Regions from separate parts of the Mus musculus genome. Here region 1 is linked to region 2. The links are chromatin loops, found by intact Hi-C in ENCODE. Cell type or tissue: left cerebral cortex. All regions are shown on one strand. Links, peaks and the distances in the headings refer to the core of each region. The heading gives the core; the rest is flanking DNA. Region 1 has its middle 110 kb from the start of Gm31497. Region 2 overlaps Barx2 (BarH-like homeobox 2).

What was found. Hi-C counts contacts between places; a loop is a spot of excess contacts. Peaks named below come from ENCODE experiments on the same cell type or tissue, not always from the same donor. Only the 100,000 strongest peaks of a DNase experiment are listed, where the experiment ranks them.
Region 1: a loop joins it to region 2, with 5 times the contacts of the local background. A loop is called at or near these places in 2 of 42 quality-filtered maps.

The regions. Positions count from the first base shown.
Region 1 is chr9:31,790,827-31,796,207 of GRCm38, forward strand. No RefSeq gene overlaps it. Among named protein-coding and RNA genes, the nearest start is that of Gm31497, 110 kb to the right of the region's middle. In left cerebral cortex, for the core only: no CTCF peak of the experiment used is centred there; DNase peaks (open chromatin) are centred at 2,323 and 4,300.
Region 2 is chr9:31,856,776-31,862,156 of GRCm38, forward strand. Barx2 (BarH-like homeobox 2) reads right to left here. Exons shown (of 4, transcript NM_013800.2): 2 at 1,956-2,268. Among named protein-coding and RNA genes, the nearest start is that of Gm31497, 47 kb to the right of the region's middle. In left cerebral cortex, for the core only: a CTCF peak has its summit at 2,096; DNase peaks (open chromatin) are centred at 939, 1,687 and 2,046; H3K4me3 peaks cover 656 bases; H3K27ac peaks cover 170 bases.

The DNA of each region.
Region 1 (5,381 bases), core at 134-5,133, 66 kb before region 2:
AGCAGCCAGTGTTTTTAACTGCAGACCCATCTCTCCAGACCCATGGCATACATTTTAGACTTGGAGCCATATATATTCATTGTTGTATATTTTCTCCTTCCTCTGGTTCCTCCTTGGTTTTAATTCCTTTTACAGCTATACCTAACACTTGTTTGTAGCTTGTGATCTGTACTAAAAATCAGAAGCTCAGACCTCAACACTGGAAGACTCCAATCCAGAAGGTGCAGTACCAGCTGCCATATGTGCATTTAGCATGCTCCTTGAAGACTCTAGATCATGCCAAATATAAGCATGGAGATGTCAAGCTGGTGCCTCCAAAATGCTTTAACCCCTACATTCCAGCATCATTGGTACAGGAAAGTGCTCTGCATACTACCCAAAGAGAAACATAAACACTAACCCAGCCACACCCCTTTGTTCTACCACAATGGTATCTTGCCTGCAAGATGTTCTAGGGTAAAGATGGCACAAAGCTTATTGGAATAACCATCTAATCCCTGATTTGACTTAAGGCCCACTCTACGAGATGAAACACATACCTAGCACTGCTTGGGTGACCAAGAATCTGAGACTAAATAGCCCAGGAACCAACAGTAAAACTAGATTACTACTGTTCTAAAGAAGAAAATGTAGTGATAAAATTACTTCTGATGACAGTGTCTCTCATTATTGTCATCGATCAGCACTTTGCTCAGCCATCATTGGAGAAGCGTCTTCCTACAGCAGATGGGAACAGAAGCAGAGACCCATTACACTGAGAGCGAGACACTTTAGAACACCCAGCCCTAAATAGGGTGTCTCCATCAATCCCTCCACTCAGGGGTCAGGGAACCCCATGGAGGAGGCAGAAAAAGTGGCCTCTGCCTAAATGTTATGGCTTCCAGTTTAGTGTTTTTATGGGATTTCTGGGTGTGGGAATGAGAATCTGTTTCCTGTGCCTTCTCTTGGGCTCTTTTCCTTCCGTCTGTTTTGTCTAATTCCAATGTGTTAGTTTTTGTTTTATTTTGTATTATTACTATTATTATTATTATCATCATCCAGTAGAATCCTGCTGGTTTTCTAATGAAAGACAGAAAGGGTGTGGTATTAGATTCAGGGGTGGAAGAAAGAAGCTGGGAGGAGTAGAAAGAGGAAATCATAATATTGAAAAAATTATTTTCCAATAAAGGGGGAAATGGAAGGCAGTCGTTATTTTCTGCAGTTCAACAAAGAAATTTAAAACAGGGTCCCTCTGTGGATCCTAAGCTAGTACTGAAATTGTGATCCTCCTGCCTCGGACCCTCAGTAGCTAAGATTGCAGGAGTACAGCACAACACCCGGATTCAACACGTATTACTGAGCTTCTGTGTGGTACACACATAGGTGAGCAAGGTGGACATGATCCTCGCCAGGCAGAGCCTGCAAAGAATCTGGCCAGAGAATCAGACTTACCAGAGCTCCCACCTGAAGTCTCAGAGCAATTAGGGAGGGTTTAGCTCACCCCAAGCTTAGCTCGCCCTGGTTTTGCTCCTAGGGTATGTGCGGCATCTCCAAGGCGATGGAATCTGCCATCTTCCAATCTTCTATATATATATCCTTCCTGCTGTTTGATGCTGTTCTATCACCAGCTTTGAATTGTGATTGAATTCTTTACTATGCGGGCATCTCATTTTCCTTTTGCTGTTCAACTTCATCTCTGTTTTAAATCTGCCATAACGCTGGAAGAAGTTAGTATAATTTGGAGAGAAATTGTGTACATGTATGTTAATATTAAACATGGAGTTTAAAGTCACAGACACCTCAGTTTTCTGTACCTGTGTTCATAGATAGGTCCCTTCCATGAGCATATTTCTCCTTCTTTCATTCTGAACAAACCAGTTAAAGAGACACATTGCTCCAGAAGTATCATGGAGGTAGCTGTAACTAGAGAGGCCCATCGAATGACTGGTTACCAATATTTAAGACCTTGCTTTACCCAATCTACTCAAGGCTTAGGTTTCTAAAGACATACTTTGAAAGTGACCAATTTTGATATTTCAGTCTATGTTGGGTGAAGGACATAGCTCAGTTAGGTGAATGCCTGCCTGGTATGAACAAAATCCTGGGTTGAATTACCAAGATGCCATAAAAATAGAAAAAAACAGGCATGTAATACGTGTCTTTAATCTCAGCACCAAGGGGGAAGAATCAGGAGGGTCAGAAGTTCATGGCAAACCTTGGCTAAATAGTGAGTTCAAGGCCAGTTTGGGATACAAAAGAACCGATCTCAAAAAAGAAAAAAAAATGTGGATTACTCATAGTGACTCAACAGAGACTGAAAAGAAGAAAAGAGTGCCAGAGAGGCAAAGATAGACTCTATCAATGTAACAGAGCCACAGACCTTAGTAGGCCCCAAGATTTCGGCATAACTAACTCCATGGTGGAAGTACCATTCAGGCTGTAAAATTGAGCATGTAAGCCACACCACCTGCCAAAACTAAACAAAGGCCTAATCCATCAAAGTTATGGGAAAGTCTCCAAATGTTCTAACCTTGCTTTTTGGCTTCTGTCATTCTGATTCTGGCCAATTGTTCTTTTTAACTGAAGTGTGTTAACTTAGGATATGGTTTTTGTGCTTAAAAGCTCACCCTGAAAAAGGCTCAGGGCTACACTGAAATCCTGAACACCTAATACAGTTACTGCCTGACTAATAAAGACTTTCTATTGTCATAAACCCATGTCTGAGTAGTCTTCTCTGGTGACTACTCTACAACATTCTGTGCTAGAAGACTTGCATAAACAATGTTTTAGTATTCCTAAGTATTATTTTCCCTTGATGTTACAGTATTGGGATTATCTTATTCTTTTATCTCATTGTGAAACCTGTATTTGATAATGGCATGGAGTCTTAATAACCTGGCTCTCTATGATTATCATTATATTCTTTTATCTGTATAAAAGAACACCTTATATTCTTTTATCTGTAATGTTCTTGTAGCCATTAGTCTGAAAGGATGGTCCCAAAGAAGGTAGCTAGTGGCAAAGCTTGACAGGCTACGTTTGCTGTGAGGCATGTGAGCTGACTGGGGTGAAGAAGACCTACTCCCCCCCCCCTACTTTTTAAAGCTTTGTTATAAATAAGACACACACACACCCACACTAAGTCAAGCCAAGCAATAAGCCAGCACCAAGAGGGTTGCTTATCTGCCCAAGGTCACTATCTCAACAGTAGATTTCTAAGAATGTACGGCCATTCTTTCATCCAATATCATTTCAAACTCTTCCTCTTTGCCATCTTTTCCTGATCTACTGTCCCATCCTTTCCACAACACTTTAAACCAGGTACTGCTCAGTGGTGGGATATTTCCCTGGTGTGGGTGAAGCCCTGGTTCTATCCCCAGCACAGTGAAAAAACAAAAGGTCAAACTGGCTCATGGGTCTACTCCTAAAGCCATCTTTTCTCAGTTAAATCTGTGTCTTTCTCTTGCCTCAACCCCTGCATTGCCTTCTGAAGGGGAAAAAAAAATCAAACTTGTATGAATGAGTATCTCTCTCCTTGGGTCCTCTACATTCTATCCTTTTCCCATCCAAGTGATTCACAGCCGAGCCTTGTTCATTTCTTCCTTGTCGTTCTGTTACTAGTTACAGAAAAACAAGAGGATCAAAATGGAGCATCGAGATGAGCTGTCCCTAGCTATATAGTTGATAGAAGAGGCCCCCCAACCCTGTTATAGCTGTCTCGTATGAGGTTATGCCAGTGTCTGGCAAATACAGAAGTGGATGCTCACAGTCATCTATAAGATGGAACACAGGGCCCCCAATGGAGAAGCTGGAGAAAGCACCCAAGGAGCTGAAGGGGTCTGCAACCCTATAGGTGGAACAACAATATGAACTAACCAGTACCCCCCCCCCCCAGAGCTCATCTCTCTAGCTGCATTTGTAGCAGAAGATTGCCTAGTCAGCCATCACAGGGAAGAGAGACCCCATGGTATTGCAAACTTTATATGCCCCAGTACAGGAGAATGCCAGGGCCAAGAAGCGGGAATGGGTAGGTAGGGCAGCAGGGGCGGAGGGAAGGTATAGGTAACTTTCAGGATAGCATTTGAAATGTATATAAAGAAAATATCTAATATAAATAAATAAATAAATAAATAAATAAGCCCCGAAATCATTTATGAGAGGCACTGTTTTAAGCAACTCATTGATAAAAGCAGAATCAAAACTGCTATGTGTGTCCTGTGTGCCGCCCCACCCCAGGCTTCTTTCTGTCCTGTGAGTCACTGGATTTAGAAGGGTGGGATATTCTGGTAAGTGTGGGAGGCTCTTCTCAGAGCTCTTCCCACACCCCAGCCCAAAATAATTCACTGTTTCTCATCTTACATCAACACAGCTTTTGTTTTTAGCTGAGCATCATTGTCACCTCATTCCAACCATTCATTCATTATTCATTTGGTGAGCATCTTCAGGCACCAGGATTGATTCTTGAGAAACTAAGATGACAGAGAAAAAATGTTCTTTCTCTCAAAAAGCATGTGGTCTTGATGGCAAGGAGGAAGAAGACATAGACACATCAATTATCATTGATGAGACATTGGAGCCAGAAAGATAGTTGAGACAAATTTAGTATCTTTGGAAGAGAATATGCAGAAGCAACTTAAGCCTGGAACTCTGGGGTATAAAGGAAATTCCAGATAGCTTATTGAGGCTAGTGTTTGTGGAGCAGTCTTGAAGACTAGAAGTAGTGTGTAAGCCCAGCAGTAGGAAGTCAAATCATGAAGGCCTTGTGGACCACGCACAAAACTCTACACATTCTCTTTCAGCAAACAGGAATCTTAAAGTTATTTAAGCTTGGGAGTTATGCGTCTAGACATGTATTTTTAAAAGGTTACTTTAGGGGCAGAGTAAAGAATGACTGAGAAGGAAATGAGACCAGAGACCAGGAAATAATTTGACAGGTTGTTGTCATGCAAAAGTCAACAAGGGCCTGCATGGATTCACCCACCAGCACTTTTAAGAACAGTTGGTACCAAGTTGGGTATGAAGGCATAAATAATGAGAGAAGATTTAAGGATAATTCTCACAATCTTGATAAAGGTGGATGAATGAATTATAGTTCATTTTATCAGAAAGCAGAGAAAGGAGAAAAGGTCAAAGGTGAGACTTGGGAGGAAATAAAATGACCCCAAGCTTGAGATTCCTAAGTTACTTCCAGGTAGAGGCTTCTCATTGGCAGATGGAGTTAGATTGCCTTAAGATAATGACCCAGACTGAAGATACTGATTTGAACATCACTGTAAGACGGGTCAGCAACTGAAGTCCTAGGAGAGAAAGACATTATCCAGTGGATGGAAGACTGTGGCAGAATCTTAGAGGGTGCCAATACTAGGGTGGAAACAGAAAGAGGGGTCTTAAGGGCAGACTCA
Region 2 (5,381 bases), core at 94-5,093:
ATGGGAGAGGGTGGACTGGGGCGTCAGCTTCAATGCCAGCCAGATGGAGTCCTCCTCCCTGCGCAAGTGAATCAGTTCTGTGTGGGTCACCTGAGAGATGCCTGGGCAAGTATTAGGAAGCCCCAATAGATTTATTAAGAACGAACTAACCTCTCTCTCTCTCTCTCTCTCTCTCTCTCTCTCTCTCTCTCTCTCTCTCTCTCTCTCAGGTTTTCTGAGAAATAAGCCTAACTTTTAACCATACTTTCTGAAGCCGCTTAGATACACAAAAGTATGACTAAGAATGATGGCTGCTACATCTCGCTACACAAGTCCATGAAACTTAGTTACCTGCAACCCGTGGATCACGTGTATTAATTCCCAACTCACAGACCCGTCTGCCCAAATGGAACCACAGTGTGAATGTTTGAAGCAAAGCTCACTCTGCCTCGTCCATCCCAGCCTGTCTCCAGCCGTTCAGCTTCCATGAAGCGCATCCTTGTTCCCTAAGGGCCTGACTCATTCAGGAACCTCCGGACCCTTCTTCCTCATCCAGGGTCAGTTATTCCCATTCCATTTCCATTTTAGAACATCCCTGCTCTCCTCTCTATTCCCTACAGCCAACCCTAGATTCTTTCATGGCTGGCTTCACTTGCCTATAATCCATCGGTTGCAATGCTACTGAAGCTGTGATTCCAAAATGGATCTTATGGACCAGTGACTGCCTCGGTAGCAAGATCCTGGTCCTCAGTCAGGCATGTAAGGTTCTTCCCACCCCCATCCACACCCAAAGTAGAAGTACCCATATGTGTAGTTCCTTCAACAAGTGAGACAAGAGTCTGTGCCTTTCAGGGATGTCTCCTCTATGTAGTATGCTCTCTCTTCTGGAAGCAAAAGTCTTCTTAAAGGCTTTCCTGCCATGCTCAGCAATGTCTTTCGGTTTCTATGGCAACATATGGCACCACAGCTGGCTCACTCTCCCTACCCCCACACCCATGATGTCCTTTAAAGCAGGGCTCTGTTTTACTACAGAGTATTCTCTGTCACCCTGTACCCTGTCACATTGGAGCACCCAAGAGGTCCTCAGCAAGCAGCTGACTTGTGGAGCAACTGGACAAGTTCTCCCTGACAGGAAGAAGAGGAAACTTGGAGATTGTGCTTTCACTTCCTGTTTGTTTCCTAAGCAACTACTAAATAGCTTCAGCCATTCAATTGCAGGTGTTTACTGTTCTCTTTCATAGGACTGGGGTCAACCTAATCAGGACAAAGCACTTAGCAATAATAATAACAATAATAATTTTAAAGATCTGGAAATGTTTTCCAATAAGTAGGCTCATCTCTGAGCTCAGCCACCTCAGGGTAAGATAAAGGAACAGACATATTTTGTAATTAAGACACTAAATTAAAGACAGAGGACCTCTAGAGAAACAATCATTCCAACCATGAATTACAAAGAGTTAAAGAGGAGACTTCCCTCCAGTTTTTAAGTGATCTCTGCCAAGTGGCTCTGCTTTAATCCTGATCAAATCCACTAAGGTCTCAGAAACCTCCTGACCTAGATCAATCCAGGCCTTTCTGGCCAGAGCCAGGCCACCATACAAGTCAGCCAGGTATTCAAGAGGACAAGGAAAGGCTAAAATCACAGGTCGAGACCCACTGCGTGCGATGTCTGGGGCTTTAAGAACCAAGCCAGCTTCCAGACAGAGAATGTGAGTTGCCTTTGCTTGGTATTCTGAAGAGGTTTAATCAGAAACACAGGCGAGATGGAGGAGAGAGCATCCATTCAGGCACTGTGGACTGATGGGATAGATTCAGGTGGGCTGCCTCTTCTAACACAAAGTTGACAGGACTTCAGCAAAGGAATAAAATCTGGACCCGAGTGTAACCCAGCACTGCACGTGCTCTTTGCGAATCCACAACCCATAGGGCACAGAACTCTTCTCCGGGTGGTACCTACAGAGCGCTACGGGGCTCACCTGTCTGGGGTAGACAAATACTTCTGCTTCTGGAATTTCTTCTCTAGGCCCATGAGCTGCAGCTCGGTGAAGATGGTGCGACTTCTGCGTGGTTTCTTCTGCCTGGGCGTGGGCTGTTCTGTCTCTGACTCGCTGCTGGCTAACGCCTCACCACCAGGGGTCTCAGCAGCAGCAGCCGCCGCCTCCGCAGCGGCGACTGGATGGCGAGTTAACACTGGGGTGAGTCCCGAGCCGGTGGGAACCAGGTGGGAGATGACTGTGGGCTGCCGGGTGATCACAGACAGGAGAGGATATGCCCGTAGGGAAGGGGAACCTGGGAAGCAAACAAGAGTCAAGTCACTGCACGGTCCGGAGAGATCAGGGACAAGGAGCCCAAAGAGAACCCCTTGCTAAGACGGGAATGAATGCAGGGTCTCTTGCACATCAGAAGGAGTAAACAAAATCAAGAAAAAGTGACTCAAGATCCTGAACTGCAGGGTGAGCTGGCTACACTAAGCCTAGCTCCAGCTTGGGCATGAGGCCATTTGTACCCCACTTAGCCCAAAATGGCTTCTTGTAAGTCTCCCCATTTAAGTAACTCCCCTTACCACTGTGATTGCCTAAATTCTGGATTTAGTGAACAGCAGTCAAGAAAGGCTAGAATCATGGACATCTGAATTCCAATAACAGATCTGTAACATGCAAATTTCCTTCTTATAACTATGAAAATCACAGACTCAATATCTCTATGCCTTAACTCATAAGGATGTTCAGAGAAGGAGGGCGCTTAATGATTATCCCAGTTGACTCCCTCATTTCAGGGAAGCTAGTCCCAGGAAAGTTAAATGACTTGCCTAATACAACATAACCAGGAAAAGCAAATTGAGGGGTCAAAACCACAATCTCCTGGCTTAACGTCCAGGGCTCTTAGCACTGGGTCATGAGTCACACGTTTACGAGGGAAGGACAAACAGATGTTTAATTCACATAAAAACCTGGCTCAATTATGACTAGTTACCTGCCAGAAGCACTGTTTAAAGAGGGTTCTCAGGCTGGGTTGGAGCTTTCTGTGGTTGATTAACAATGTCTGCCATGGGCAGGTTGTAGGGTGCACCGGGTTCAGGAACATATAAATGGTTTTTACTCTGCTTCTTAGGAAAGTTAAAGCAAAAAGGGCTTTTGCAGCTAACAATCTAAGTCTATAAGTGCACATTTTAAAAGACCACTGTCTGTTACTGTTTATAGGTTGAGGTTTAAAGTGTCTCTGTCTCTCTGGTCTCAGTTTTTTTCATCTAGATAATAAGACTAGCTAACTTCTCAGAACTCTTCAAATTCTGACATACTGATGCTACAGCAAAGTGTCTCTCGGCCCACATTCAACAGCTGATGAAACCAGAGAACGCTGGGGGGGCTGCCCTTTGAACCTCATTGCATGGCCTGCCAGCAGCCACAAAGGCAGAGCAAGCAAGAGCCAACCAACATTCACACTTGTCCTGGGCTGAAACCAACTACATCATAGAAGCCCCCAGGTGCTGCTTGTGAACCCAATCTCATCTGGCTTGGCATTGCTCTTTGTATTCATTCCTGTGCCTGTGTTCTGGATGCCAGGCCCAGTCATTAAAACAGATAACTCTTCCTGTTCTTTGAGAACACTCTAGCGAGGCCCAGTAGAAACCACAAAGTTGTTAAGAAATAATAAATCACCGAGTGCAACAACTTCCAGGAAACCTAAAGCCAACTCTAACACTTGAGGGTTTGTGTTGTGTATTCATTTTAAGAAAAAAATAATAATCTGGACTGGCCCAATGGCTCAGGGGTTAAGCACACTTCTGCTCTTTTGGGGGACCTGAGTTTGGTTCCCAGCACCTGTCACATCCTCCTGTATATGTTGTTCTGGCAAAGATTGGGGGGGGGGAGATAGGAACTCATCTACTGTTGCTGGCAGTATAAAAAGATTTTTTAAAAATAGAAGAAAAAGCATTTTACATGCCCATTGTCAACATGTGCCAAGTCGCTGACAGAAATTCCAAGATGAGTTCTACCGTCCATGTGCACAGAGGTTTGTGTGTCACCACGTCCACTGCGGTCTTGTTCACAGTAGTGGAAAGGGGACACAATCTACATACTTATTAACACGGCAATGAGCTATATCTGCAGTGTGGTCTAGCGATATAACCTGATAAATACATAGATGAATGGATCAACTAACTATCCAAATATATAGTAAGTGAGAAAAACACAGTATGAGGCTTGTGTAGTCAGAAAAGCTGTGTGACCATGTTTACAAATGCTTTTTTAGAAATCCAAAAAGTTATTTATTTCACGAATAAAAATAACAACCTCTAGGGAAAGGCAGAAGTAAAATAGAATAGAAAGGAATCTACTGGTATTGATCTCTGAGCACGGACTATGGGCCATGTGCTCTGGAAGCTTGGGTTACAAGCAAGTTCCACCTTCGTCGACGCTCATGTTTCAGAAGAGGAGGTAAGTCATATAGTGACAGGCAGTGGTGAGCTCTCCAGAGAAAGCTAGGGCAAAGAGAGAAGGTAGAGCAGGTGTGTGGAGACCTCTGAGGAAAGGTGGCCTTTCAGAGGATAAGTGAATCTCAGTGTGATAGTCTCAAGAAGACGCAGGGCTACTGAGCACCTGGAGGCCCAGAGCCAGCATGTGCAATCCCTTTCAGGGCAACAAGCTTTGACTCAAGGACTAGTAAATGCCTGAGGTGAGAAGGGTAGAAAAGTTCAGAGAGACCTGCTGGGGTCAGGTCATAAAGAGATGTCATTCAGAATGATGAAAAGCCATCTACGAGATTCTGCTGATCAGAGGCAAGATCCAGTTATTAATGACCACACTGCAGATATAACCCAGCTCATTGCTGTGTTAATAAGTATGTAGATTGTGTCCTCCTTCCACTACTGTGAACAAGACCGCAGTGGACGTGGTGACACACAAATCTCTGTGCACATGGACGGTAGGACTCATCTTGGAATTTCTGTCAGCGACTTGGCACATGTTGATGGTGGACATGTAAAATGCTTTTTCTTCTATTATTTTTATGGCCACTGTGGAGAACAGCCTCAGAAGCAGGTGGGGAGAGTACAAAGCCAGTGAGGAGTAGAGGCCAAACCCCAGGCCCTAGAGACAACATCTGTGACCAGGGTGCTATCATATTCTGGGTATACTTCATTGATAAGGCGAAAAGGTCTAATAGACAGTTCCAGAGCAAGGGTGAGTGGGAAAACCCAAGACTGCTGTGGTAGACAAATAGCTGTTAGACATCTCTGATGTGTTGAGGTGGCAGCTCGGTAACCTAGGCTGAGGTTCAGGGGAGCAAGAGACTGGAGGGGCTTTGACTCACCCAGTGTATGTGGCATTTTAAGCTATGAGCTGAATGAGGTCACCCAGCGAGTGAGTGGAAGAGAGAAGAGATGGGAGGACTGAGCCTGG